2 separate regions of the Homo sapiens genome follow, and region 2 is linked to region 1. Evidence: read pairs that join two places in POLR2A ChIA-PET (ENCODE). Cell type or tissue: OCI-LY7. All regions are shown on one strand. Links, peaks and the distances in the headings refer to the core of each region. The heading gives the core; the rest is flanking DNA. Region 1 overlaps TMEM154 (transmembrane protein 154). Region 2 overlaps FBXW7 (F-box and WD repeat domain containing 7).

Region 1 (5,384 bases), core at 153-5,152:
TGGAAGGGTAGGATTGATTCTCTTTGAAGGTGAAATAGGACCAGAAGCCCAGTTGCTTTAGGGATCTGTTCGGGGCTTAGCTGATCCAAGGAAATGCGACCCACGATTCTTCAAAACCTCAGCAACTTGTTTCCTTCTTCAGCCTCTTGTAGGAAAGCATCAAACGCTGTTGCTCCTGTGCTCCTGCTTAGGCTGGCGATGGGGACTCTGGTGCATATCCTCTCCCTGTTGTTCCTCCTTCACTCTTGGTGGCGACCAAGCCCCTGGGGTGGCAGCCCACAGCGTTCCCTGGTTTCCTATCTTTAACTTATCACAAGCACCCACCTACCAGTTGTTGTTTTGTTTGTCTCTGTCTTCCAGTTTTTCTCTCTGGCAATGCTGAGCTTGTGCTGAGCCGAGCAAGGAGTGGGATGCGCATGTACCCCATGAAAGAGCTCTTCACCTATGGAATGGGGTGGCGGTGTCTTCCCACCCTGCCTCAGAGGCCAGGGAGACGGCAGATGTCTTGAGGCAAGGGCATGGCTGGGAGTATCTGTTTTCAAGTTACTCTTTTCAATTATAATTTTGAAATTGGCCCTTGAAAAGAAGAAATATAATAAAATAAGTAGAAATATAGTAAAATTGGGAAAGTATTCAGTTTGGCAATAACGATCATTTAATAATCCTTTTTTTTTTTTCATTTCAAAGCACTTTCATGTTGCTTATCTCATTGATGGTACGAAGAACTTTTTGAAGGTTTTAAAATATATTTGTGTTCTGTCTCCTAAAAATACGCATTCTTTAAAACTGCCAGGTGCTACAGGTTACTGTAGGATTCCAGTGTATAAAAAGGTAGTCAGGCGGTCAAAAATGCAGCTTCCCCAAGTGAGTGACTTCAAACCAGAAACAGCCTTGGGGCCTGAGCAAATCTGATTAAATGTGAGCAAGCTTCCTCTTAAAAAGACATCAAAATAAAAGTTTCAAATGAAAAAGACATTGGAACATTGTGGGTCTCCCCACTGTGAAACATGTTTTAATCTGATAGTAAATTACAGTTGCAGGTGTGCTTCTCAATTCAAGGAGGTAAAAATACAACAAACCCTAACGAGTAATTTCCCAGAGCAGACTACTGGCTGAAAGTGTTTTACCAGACAACCTCCTCAAAACCAGAAAAAAGAATCCTTTCTTTATGTTCTTTCGATGCAAGGCATCATCACCTCTAGTTATCTGGTGGCTGAAGAGAAAAAGTGTACAAAACACAGGCATTGCTTGATGATCTCAAATACCTTTCTGCACTTACAAGCTGCCATTAATCTTCAATGCTTCTGCCTTGTATCTGTTCAACCACCTATTTACTCTGTCCATAACTTCTTCAAGTAAATTAGTCAGAAAAAACATATTAGGTGAAGGCTTTCACTTAATAAAATTGGCAAATATGTAGAACAACTGAGCTTATAAGAAAACAGCAATCCCTCCTCTTCTCGAGTCCTGCTCCCAGAGAGAATCAAGTCACCTGACCTTTACGTGGGGGCAAATGCATGAACCACCCTCATTGCTCCTGACAAAAAAAAAACTATAAACATGAAGTCTCATTATTTAGGATGCATAAGTTGTTATTAAGCAATTCCTCCATTCCCTTGTATGTTCGAAAAATTTAGATAGCTTTTTGAAGGAAAACCACTTTAGATTTGTCTTTCTTTGTGACTAGAGATACACCGTGTATGTATGACAGAAAGGAAGTTGTTAGGGGAAGGAGGAGATCAGACTCTGGAGAAAAAGGTGAGAGCGTGACTGGCAATTTCACCACAGGCCCACCAGGCCTATTGGACATTTCCTTCAGTCATTCCTTCCACACACAGCAGATGGGGTTGCAGGTGCTGGGGATACGTACAAAACAGTGAAGGAGACAGATGGCAGAGAAGTACACAAATGAAGTAATTCCAGATAATAAATAATAAGTTAGTACCGTTTGGAAATGAACTAGAGAAAAGTAAAGTGCAGAGCACTTCAGAGCAGCATCTGTAGTCCATGAGCATCGGTGTCCTCGTAGCACTGTCTGCAGTCCATGAGCAATGGTGTCCCATCACCACCATCTATAGTCTGAGCATTGGTGTCCCAGCGCCACTGTCTGTGGTCCATGAGCAACAGTGTCCCAGTGGTGTCATCCATCCACTTGGAGTTAGTGTCTCCATGCAAACACAATCAGCCTCCCATAGCCAGGTTGTGTCCTGAAGAGTCTGGCATGGTTATTCTCATTTTAGTCCCATTCTGTCCCTGACCACATCACAATCAGATTCCACAGATGCTGAACAATTGATTTTTAAAAAGAGATCAACTGAAGAGTTAAACTGTTTAATGGTGCATACTCCAAAATGCAAATTCTGGTAGGACTTGGTGGCTCATACCTGTAATCCTGGCACTTTGAGAGGCTGAAGCAGGAGGATTGCTTGAGCCCAGTAATTTGAGACCAGCCTGGGTAACAAAGTGAGACTCCCTGTCTCTACAAAATTTAATTTTGTTCCCAAAGGCTTCTGTGGAGGGTTGTCTAATCACATTTAAAACTAATGACTGTCTTCACGAACAATGGCAAATTAAAATAAAGTCCACTCAGTTATTATTTAACTCAGTCATTCTCAACCTAACATACATACTTACTAGAGTTATTTGGGGAGCTTTTAAGAAATACTGTTACCCAGGCCACGCCCCCAGATAGTCTCAAATAACTAATTTGGTTAGGGCTTGAAAACTTCCCAGGTGACGCTGATGCACAGCAAATGTGGAGAACAACAACAGGTGTGACTGATAATTAGCCACAACTAAATGAGATTGTTTGAGCAACTTCAACCAGTATGCCCTGCAGACCAGCAGCATCAGCACAACCTGATTACTTGTTGAAAATGCAAATTCTGGTAGGACTTGGTGGCTCATGCCTGTAATCCTGGCACTTTGGGAGGCTGAAGCAGGATCGCTTGAGCCCAGTAGTTGGAGACCAGCCTGGGTAACAAAGTGAGACTCCCTGTTTCTACAGAAAATGCAAAAATTAGTCAGGCGTGGTGGCGCACGTCTGTAGTCCCACCTACTTGGTGGGCTGAGGTGGGAGGTTTGCTTGAGCCCAGGAGTGCAAGGCTGCAGTGAGCCATGTTCATACCACTGCACTCCAGGCTGGGCAACCAAGTGAGACCCTGTCTCAAAAAAAAAAAAAAAAAGCAAATTCTTGGGCCCCCTCCCAGACCTATTACATCAGAAACTGTAAGACTACGCCCAACAATCTGTGTTTTAAGAAGGGCTGTAGGTGTTTCCAATACACACTAAGGTTTGAGGACCGCTGTCTTAAAGCACCAATTAAAGCTATTGCTGATAGCTCTTCTATTAGCCATAACATTTTCTGGATATGCAGGGTTTAAACCCTGGCATGCATCTCTCTAATTCAGGCTTATTCAGGAAGGTGTGATTGTCACAGCCCTCTCTCATATCCTAGCTAGACTCTTCCAGGTTCTTGAGACTTCAGTGATGATTTTTAAGCTATTGTATTCTGGTGATAGAGTTGGCAGCTGCTAGGCAAGCCTTTGGCATCCAACTCCTTGACCTCTAATTTTTCTCAAATTCACCGAGGACCATAGAGAACAAGACAGGGAATGATCTGGTGTGGCTCAGGGGAGGCCAGAAGTGGGCAGGGTCTAGAGAAGTGAGACACAACTTCAGCTGCGTCCTGGAGCCACAAGGAGAACTGTAAAAATTATTGAGACCTGGGTTCTACCCCTAAATATTTAGATTGATCGATATTTAGAACAGGGTCTTGCTCGATTACCCAGGCTAGAGTGCACTGGTGTGATCATAGCTCATTCAGCCTTGGACTGGACTCAAGTGATCCTCCTGCTTCGTTCTCCCTAGAAGCTGCACCCTCAGGTATTTTGATGTAACTGAGTTTGGGGTATGGTGTGGGCATCAGGTTATTGAAAGATGCCTCAGTGATTCTATGGGCAGACTAGGCTGAGAACCACTGGAAGACTTCCTGGTTTGTTTTTCTCTCCTTCTTCTAATGCTAATCAGGCTCTTCATTATATACAGGAGAATGAAAAGGAGTCAGGCTTTTGGGTGTGATTTCTTGATCATCCTGAAATTCAAACATGTCAGTTACTCCACAACGCAGGGAAGAGTTTGAGGGCTTGACATCTGACATGTTTTCTTTCATTTTACCATCTTAACTATAAAATTGTTTAAATAATTTGCACATGGAGTTCACATAATTGACAAATGAAAGAATGGGGCATCTGACTGTGGTCCAACATACTTCATGACATCCTGAGTTTAGTAGCATTCTCTTGTCATTGTTTTATTTCACATTGTATTACTAATGTGACAGTCTTTCAGTAAGTTTATAATACTTTCTTCTTCTAACTTTAAAAGCTAGAGCTTGGTTGCAGTTTTATAACATATTTTTGTGTTTATTAATTAAGCTTTAAAAAAATTTTACTTTAAATTCCAGTGTGCAGGTTTGTTACATAGGTATATGTGTGCCATGGCGGTTTGCTACACCTATCAACCCATCATATAGGTTTTAAGCCCTGCATGTATTAGGTATTTGTCCTAATGCTCTCCCTCCCCTTGTACCCCCCCGCCACGACAGGCCCCAGTGTGTGTTGTTCCCCTCCCTGTGTCCATGTATTGTCATTGTTCAACTCCCACTTATGAGTGAGAACATGTGGTGTTTGGTTTTCTGTTCCTGTGTTAGTTTGCTGCGAATGATGGCTTCCAGTTTCATCCATGTCCTTGCAAAGGGCCTGATCTCATTCTTTTTTATGGTTGCATAGTATTCCACGGTGTATATGTACCACATTTTCTTTATCCAGTCTATCATTGATGGGCATTTGGGTTGGTTCCATGTCTTTGCTATTGTAAACAGTGCACGTATGTGTTGGTTGCACATTTGTTTCACTTTCAGAAAAAGAGAAGTTAGCTAGTTTGCTTCCTGGAGAAGCAGAGTCATTTCCATTTAGTGATAATGCCCTGAGCAGGGATAATGGGGACACTGTGCTGCCCAGCTGTTGGGGCTGCCAGGCGTTACCTCAAACATTTCTTCCCATTTACAAGGATTTCCCCATACATCCTCACCAGATGTGTGAAAGATGAATCCCAGATGTGTCTGCGTGAATATTGTCAATAAGTATTTGTAAGTGACTCTGTACACTGTGCAGTTTATTATCAAGTGATCTTAAGATTTTTGGATAAACAATAAAGTGAAGTATTGCAGCTTAGTTTCATCATTCACATGACTGACCACTTCCATTATCTCTTTAAAATGCTACATTATCTGACCAGAGAGAAAGAGAACTGGTGAAACGGAGAGAGACTTCCTGGGAGAGTTTGTGTTGCGGTCACTTGAGATGACTGTGACTTGGCCACCT
Region 2 (5,384 bases), core at 232-5,231, 160 kb after region 1:
GACGTTTAGGTTGTTCCCAATTTTTTTGTAAGTATGAAAAATGCTGCAGTGAACATCTTTGTCTGTGTGCTACCCAGTCATCACTGTTGAGAATGTTTCTTAATGGCTATATTTAGGTAAGTGTTATTTCCCTTTATTTCCCCTCTTATACTTTAAGGAGCACAGGAGATCTCAGTTTTAATCGCAGCTCAATTGCCTAAATGGATGTGTGACTTAAAACAAGCTCTTTAACCTTACTGAGCAGGAGGTTCTGCAGATATGGGCCTCTCAGACTATTTTATAGCAGTAATAAATGGACTACCTATTGTCACATTCTTCATGATCCTGTAGGGAGTATGTGTCAGTAGGACAACCCATTGAGTGACAGTCCTAACTTTCTTGGTTCCTCTCCCTCATTGTGAGGTCATTGTTTCACAATTGTATATACTTACTGATTCAAAAAACAACTCCAACACTTATTGAGGGGTAGTACTGTTCCCAGTTGAGAATTACTGTTGTAAAAATTTTGGCAGGAATTATATAAGATTATTCATGATTGTTATCGACTTATCTTTATTCCTTCATTTTTTTTTAAAGCAGGAAGCAATAATAGTTTACGTTCGTTAACCTCAATATCTACTCTAAAACATGTTGTTTTTCTTGTTATTACCATGAAAGTCTGGGTTAACAGGAGACGAGACTAGCTTCTTCACAGATACATACATTAATTTGACATTATAGAAAAATGAGACTGTATCCTGACTTGCCAGTTTGGTTTTGATTGGTGGTTTCACCTTTTTTTTTAGACTCAGGAAAACGGTGGCAAAAATAGTATAAAGGGTAAATTCTCATATGCCCTTCATTCAAGTTCCCAAAATTTAACATCTTATGCAGTGACAGAAAAATTATCAAAATCAGGAGATTAACATTCATGTAATACTGATAGTCTACAGACTTTATTCAGATTTCACCCATTTTCTCACCAATGGCCTTTCTCTGGTCCAGGATCACAATATGAAATTATTCACGTGTTGTATTTTAGTTATCATGTTTTCTTAGTTTTCTTTAACCTGAAACAATTCCAGTCTTTCTTTGCCTTTTGTGACTGTTATACTTTGGAAGAGTACTGGTCAGTAATTTTGTGGAATATTGCACAATTTGTGTTTGTATGTTTTCCTATGATTCAATTAATTTTAAGCATTTTTGATTAAGAATACTGCAAAAATGATTTTATGAATCTTATTTAGAGGCACATGATGCTGATTTGTCCAGTTATCAGTGATACTAATTTTCAGTTCCTTTCGTTAAGGTGGTATCAGGTTTGTCCACTCTAGTTGCTTTTTTTCCTTTGTGATTCATAAGTAGTGTTGATTCAGATTCTAGGTTAAGAAAAGGAAAAAAAAAAGTATCCTATGGGAAGGTACTTAAAAATAAGTACTTTGGGACCAGGTAATTAACATTTCTCACCATACTCTACCAATTTTTAACTTCCTTGCTGTTTTTTTTTTCTTTTTTTTTTTTGCAGTGGCACGATCATGAGTCACTGCAAGCCTCAATCTCCTGGGCTCAGGTGATCCTCCTACCTCAGCCTGTTAAGTAGCTGGGACTGCAGGTGCACACCACCATGCCTGGCTAATTTTTCATATTGTTTGTAGAGGCGAGGTTTCATCATGTTGTCCAGGCTAGTCTCGAACTCCTGGACTCAAGCCATCCTGTGTTGGCCTCCCAAGGTGTTGGGATTACAAGCGTGAGCCACTGCCTGGCCCCAGACTTTAACTTTTATTGATGATTTTGTCATGGTGATTTTCTGTTTCCATCATTTCTTCTGTATTTACATTAGTGGTTTTTGGTAAGGAAGAACTTTCCCTTGTTATGTATTTATTTAATGTTTTATGTATATCAGAATGGACTCGCGGATTTTTTTTCCCCTCTTATATCAGATGGACTTACAGATTCTTCTATGGATTTCATCTATTATCATCATTATTTATTTTGGTGCTCTAATTATCCCAGGTTTGGCCCCATGAAGCCTCTTCAAGGAGGTTCCTGGTCCTTTTGACATGTCTCCATCATTTTGTGAGGGCTTAACTTTTTTTTTTTCTTTTTGAGTCAGGGTCCTGCTGTGTCACTCAGGCTGGAGTGCGCAGTGGTATGATCATAGCTCACTGCAACCTGGATTTCCTGGGCTCAAGTGATCCCCCTGCCTTAGCCTCCGGAGTAGCTAGGACTACAGGCCAGGTATGTGCCACCACACCCAGCTAGTTTTCGCCTTTTTTTTTTTTCTCCAATAGAGACAGAGTCTTGCTGTGTTGCCCAAGCTAGTCTTAAACTCCTGGCCTCAAGCAGTCCTCCCACCTTGGTCTCCCAAAGTGCTGGGATTATAGGCATGGACCACCACACCTGGTCAGAAGGCTTAACTTTCTAGTAGCGCAAAATGTTCTAGTCTCTTCTTGTGCTTTTCTCTGCCCCAGCCATGAAATCAGCCATTTCACCAAGGAATATTGATTCCTTTTACTGGAAATCGGAATTCTTCCATTCCCCCTGCCCCCAGTACTTGTATCTTACCATCTTTTTAAAAGTCTTTGTGTCTTAGAACCGTGTTAGATGATCTGGACACATTACCCTGATGTACAGAAATTAGTTTATACACGGTAATTCTTTTTGTAGCAGACTGTTTAATTTGTAGCAGATTCATTTTGCACTGATTAATCCTGGAGGATTTCTTCACAAGTTACATTGTGTCAAATATGTTATTTCATGGGAACACAATTGAATTTTTTCCTTAATTTTGTTCGGTATTTGATAATAACAATTTAAAAAACTTTTCTAAGAGCTTCCTTCTAATATTATATGATATAGGAATGTTTACATTTCTCATTTATTTATTTGGTGTAGTGATCTCAGAAGTTTTTTTAAAAGAAAAATCTTGACTTTGTCTCAGGTACTCTCAGTTCACTTCCATGTGGGAGGGTCATTTGCCATCCATCCAGATTACCTTTTTGATTAGGCTTTTCAGTGTCTATAAATATTTCGGTCTTTTCTGATCATTTAATTTCTAATACATGCATATGCTCCTATGTATAATAAATAGACAACTTCAAATTTGCAGTTTCTAGATGGTTGGAAAAGGGAAACATTGTGGTGTGTAATTTATCAGCCATCAGATCCTAGATATTTGAGATTTTAACTAAGCAAGGTATTAGATAGACCATGTTGTTTTGGCTTCACAGAATTCATTCATATTGTGCATTACACAATCAGTGTGCATATTGCACATTGATTTTATCTGTAAGTTGTCTTTATCAGTGGTTCTCAAAGTGTGGTCCCCTGCTAGTATAGTATCAGCCTCACATTGGAACTGGTTAGAAATGCAGACTTCTCAGGATCCACCTAATTGCAGTAGTTAATTTTAACAAGCCCTTCGGTGATCCTGAAACATGTTACAGTTTGAGAAACACTGCTATAATACGTTTCATTTAAATTGTTTCAGGTTGTGGGGGTAGGGAATAAGACTACCAATTTATTCATCTTCTGTGCAATATTACCTGTTTACCTAACTCTTAGAGATATTAAGATATTTTGAAGAATGTGTCCCATGAGATTATAATGGAACTGACAAATTCCTATTGCTTAGTGATATCATAGCTGTCATGAAGTCTTAGTGCTGTACCTTACTCATGTGTTTGTGGTGGTGATGGTGTACACAAATCTTCTGCACTGCCAGTCGTCTGAAAGTATAGCACATGGCCGGGCGCGGTGGCTCACGCCTATAATCCCAACACTTTGGGAGGCTGAGGCGGGCAGATCACAAGGTCAGGAGATTGAGACCATCCTGGCTAACACGGTGAAACCCCGTCTCTACTAAAAATACAAAAAATTAGCTGGGTGTGGTGGCGGGCACCTGTAGTCCCAGCTACTCAGGAGGCTGAGGCAGGAGAATGACGGGAACCTGGGAGGCAGAGCTTGCAGTGAGCTGAGATCGTGCCACCGCACTCCCGCCTGGGTGACAGAGCAAGACTCCGTCTCAAAAAAAAAGTATAGCACATACAATTATGTACAGTACCTAATACTTGATAATAAAGGACTGTGTTACTGGTTGATATATTTACAATACTGCACTTTCTGTTGTTACTTTAGAATGCACTGTTTGAACTTTAAAAAAATAAATTCACTTTGGGAGGCCGAGGCGGACGAATTGCTTGAGGCCAGGAATTCGAGACTAGCCTGGCCAACATCGCAAAACCCTGTCTCTACTAAAAATACAAAAATTAGCTGGGTGTGGTGGTGCACGTCTGTAATCCTGGCTACTTGGAGGCTGAGGCACGAGAATTGCTTGAACCTGGGAGGCAGAGGTAGCAGTGAGCCAGTATAGCGCCACCACACTCCAGTCTTGGTGACAGAGTGAGACTCTACCTCAAAAAAAAAAAAAAAATTGCAAAACAGCCTCAAGAAGGCCCTTCAGGAGGTGTTCCAGAAGGCAGCACTGTTGTTGTAGGAGATTACAGTTCCATGTGTGTGATTGCCTCTGAAGACCTTCCAGTGGGACATTATGTGGAGATGGAAGACAGTGATATTGATGATCCTAATCCTGTGTAGGCTTGGGTTATTGTGTATATTTGTGTCTTAAAACAGTTTTGAAAGTTAAAAAAATTTTTTTTAAAACAGGAAAAAGGCTTATAAAATAAGGATATAAGGAAAGAAAATATTTTTATATAGCTTTACTATGTGTTTTAAGCTAAGTGTTATTACAAAACAGGCAAAAAATTAAAACGTTCATAAAGTAAAAACGTTATAGTAAGCTGAGGTTATTACGGAAGAAAGAAAAAATTTTAAAATAAACTTAGTACAGCCTAAGTGCACACTGTTTATAAAGTGTATGGTAGTATACAATAATGTCCTAGGCCTTCATATGCATCCACCCCAACTGACTCATCTAGAGCACCTTCCAGTCCTGCTAGCTTAATTTATGATACAGATGCACCGTTTTACATTTTATATACCTTATTTTTAATATACCTTTTATATATTTAGATGTGTTAATATCATTGTGCTACAGTTGCATACAGTATTCAGTACAGTAACATGCTGTACAGGTTTGTAACCTGGGAGCAATAGTTTATACCATGGAGATTTGTGTAAAAGCACTGTGTAATATTCACACAAAGAAGAAATTGCCTGACACATTTCTCTGAATGTATCTTTGTCATGAGGCGATGCGTGACTGTATAATTTGAGCCACACATGTTATTTTAAAAATTGCAATACCCTTATTAATGTAAAAAGCAGTTGAATTAATTTTAAGATATTTAGCCTGATGGAGCCATGATATTACCATTTCAACATAATTTATAAAAAAAATTGTTATTTTAGATTCTCTTTGTACCAAGTTTTTGAAATCTGGTAGA

What was found. ChIA-PET counts read pairs that join two places held together with the same protein. Peaks named below come from ENCODE experiments on the same cell type or tissue, not always from the same donor. Only the 100,000 strongest peaks of a DNase experiment are listed, where the experiment ranks them.
Region 2: POLR2A ChIA-PET joins it to region 1 with 5 read pairs; 8 of 35 experiments call an interaction of 5 or more read pairs at or near these places.

Annotation. Positions count from the first base shown.
Region 1 is chr4:152,663,590-152,668,973 of GRCh38, reverse strand. All of the region lies in intron 1 of TMEM154 (transmembrane protein 154), which reads left to right. Among named protein-coding and RNA genes, the nearest start is that of TMEM154, 14 kb to the left of the region's middle. RefSeq lists a silencer at 2,986-3,045 and enhancers at 5,141-5,220, 5,311-5,380. In OCI-LY7, for the core only: CTCF peaks have their summits at 1,673 and 1,872; DNase peaks (open chromatin) are centred at 973, 1,803, 2,743, 3,093 and 2 weaker places; H3K4me3 peaks cover 4,953 bases; H3K27ac peaks cover 5,000 bases.
Region 2 is chr4:152,504,771-152,510,154 of GRCh38, reverse strand. All of the region lies in intron 2 of FBXW7 (F-box and WD repeat domain containing 7), which reads left to right. Among named protein-coding and RNA genes, the nearest start is that of MIR3140, 18 kb to the right of the region's middle. In OCI-LY7, for the core only: no CTCF peak of the experiment used is centred there; no DNase peak of the experiment used is centred there.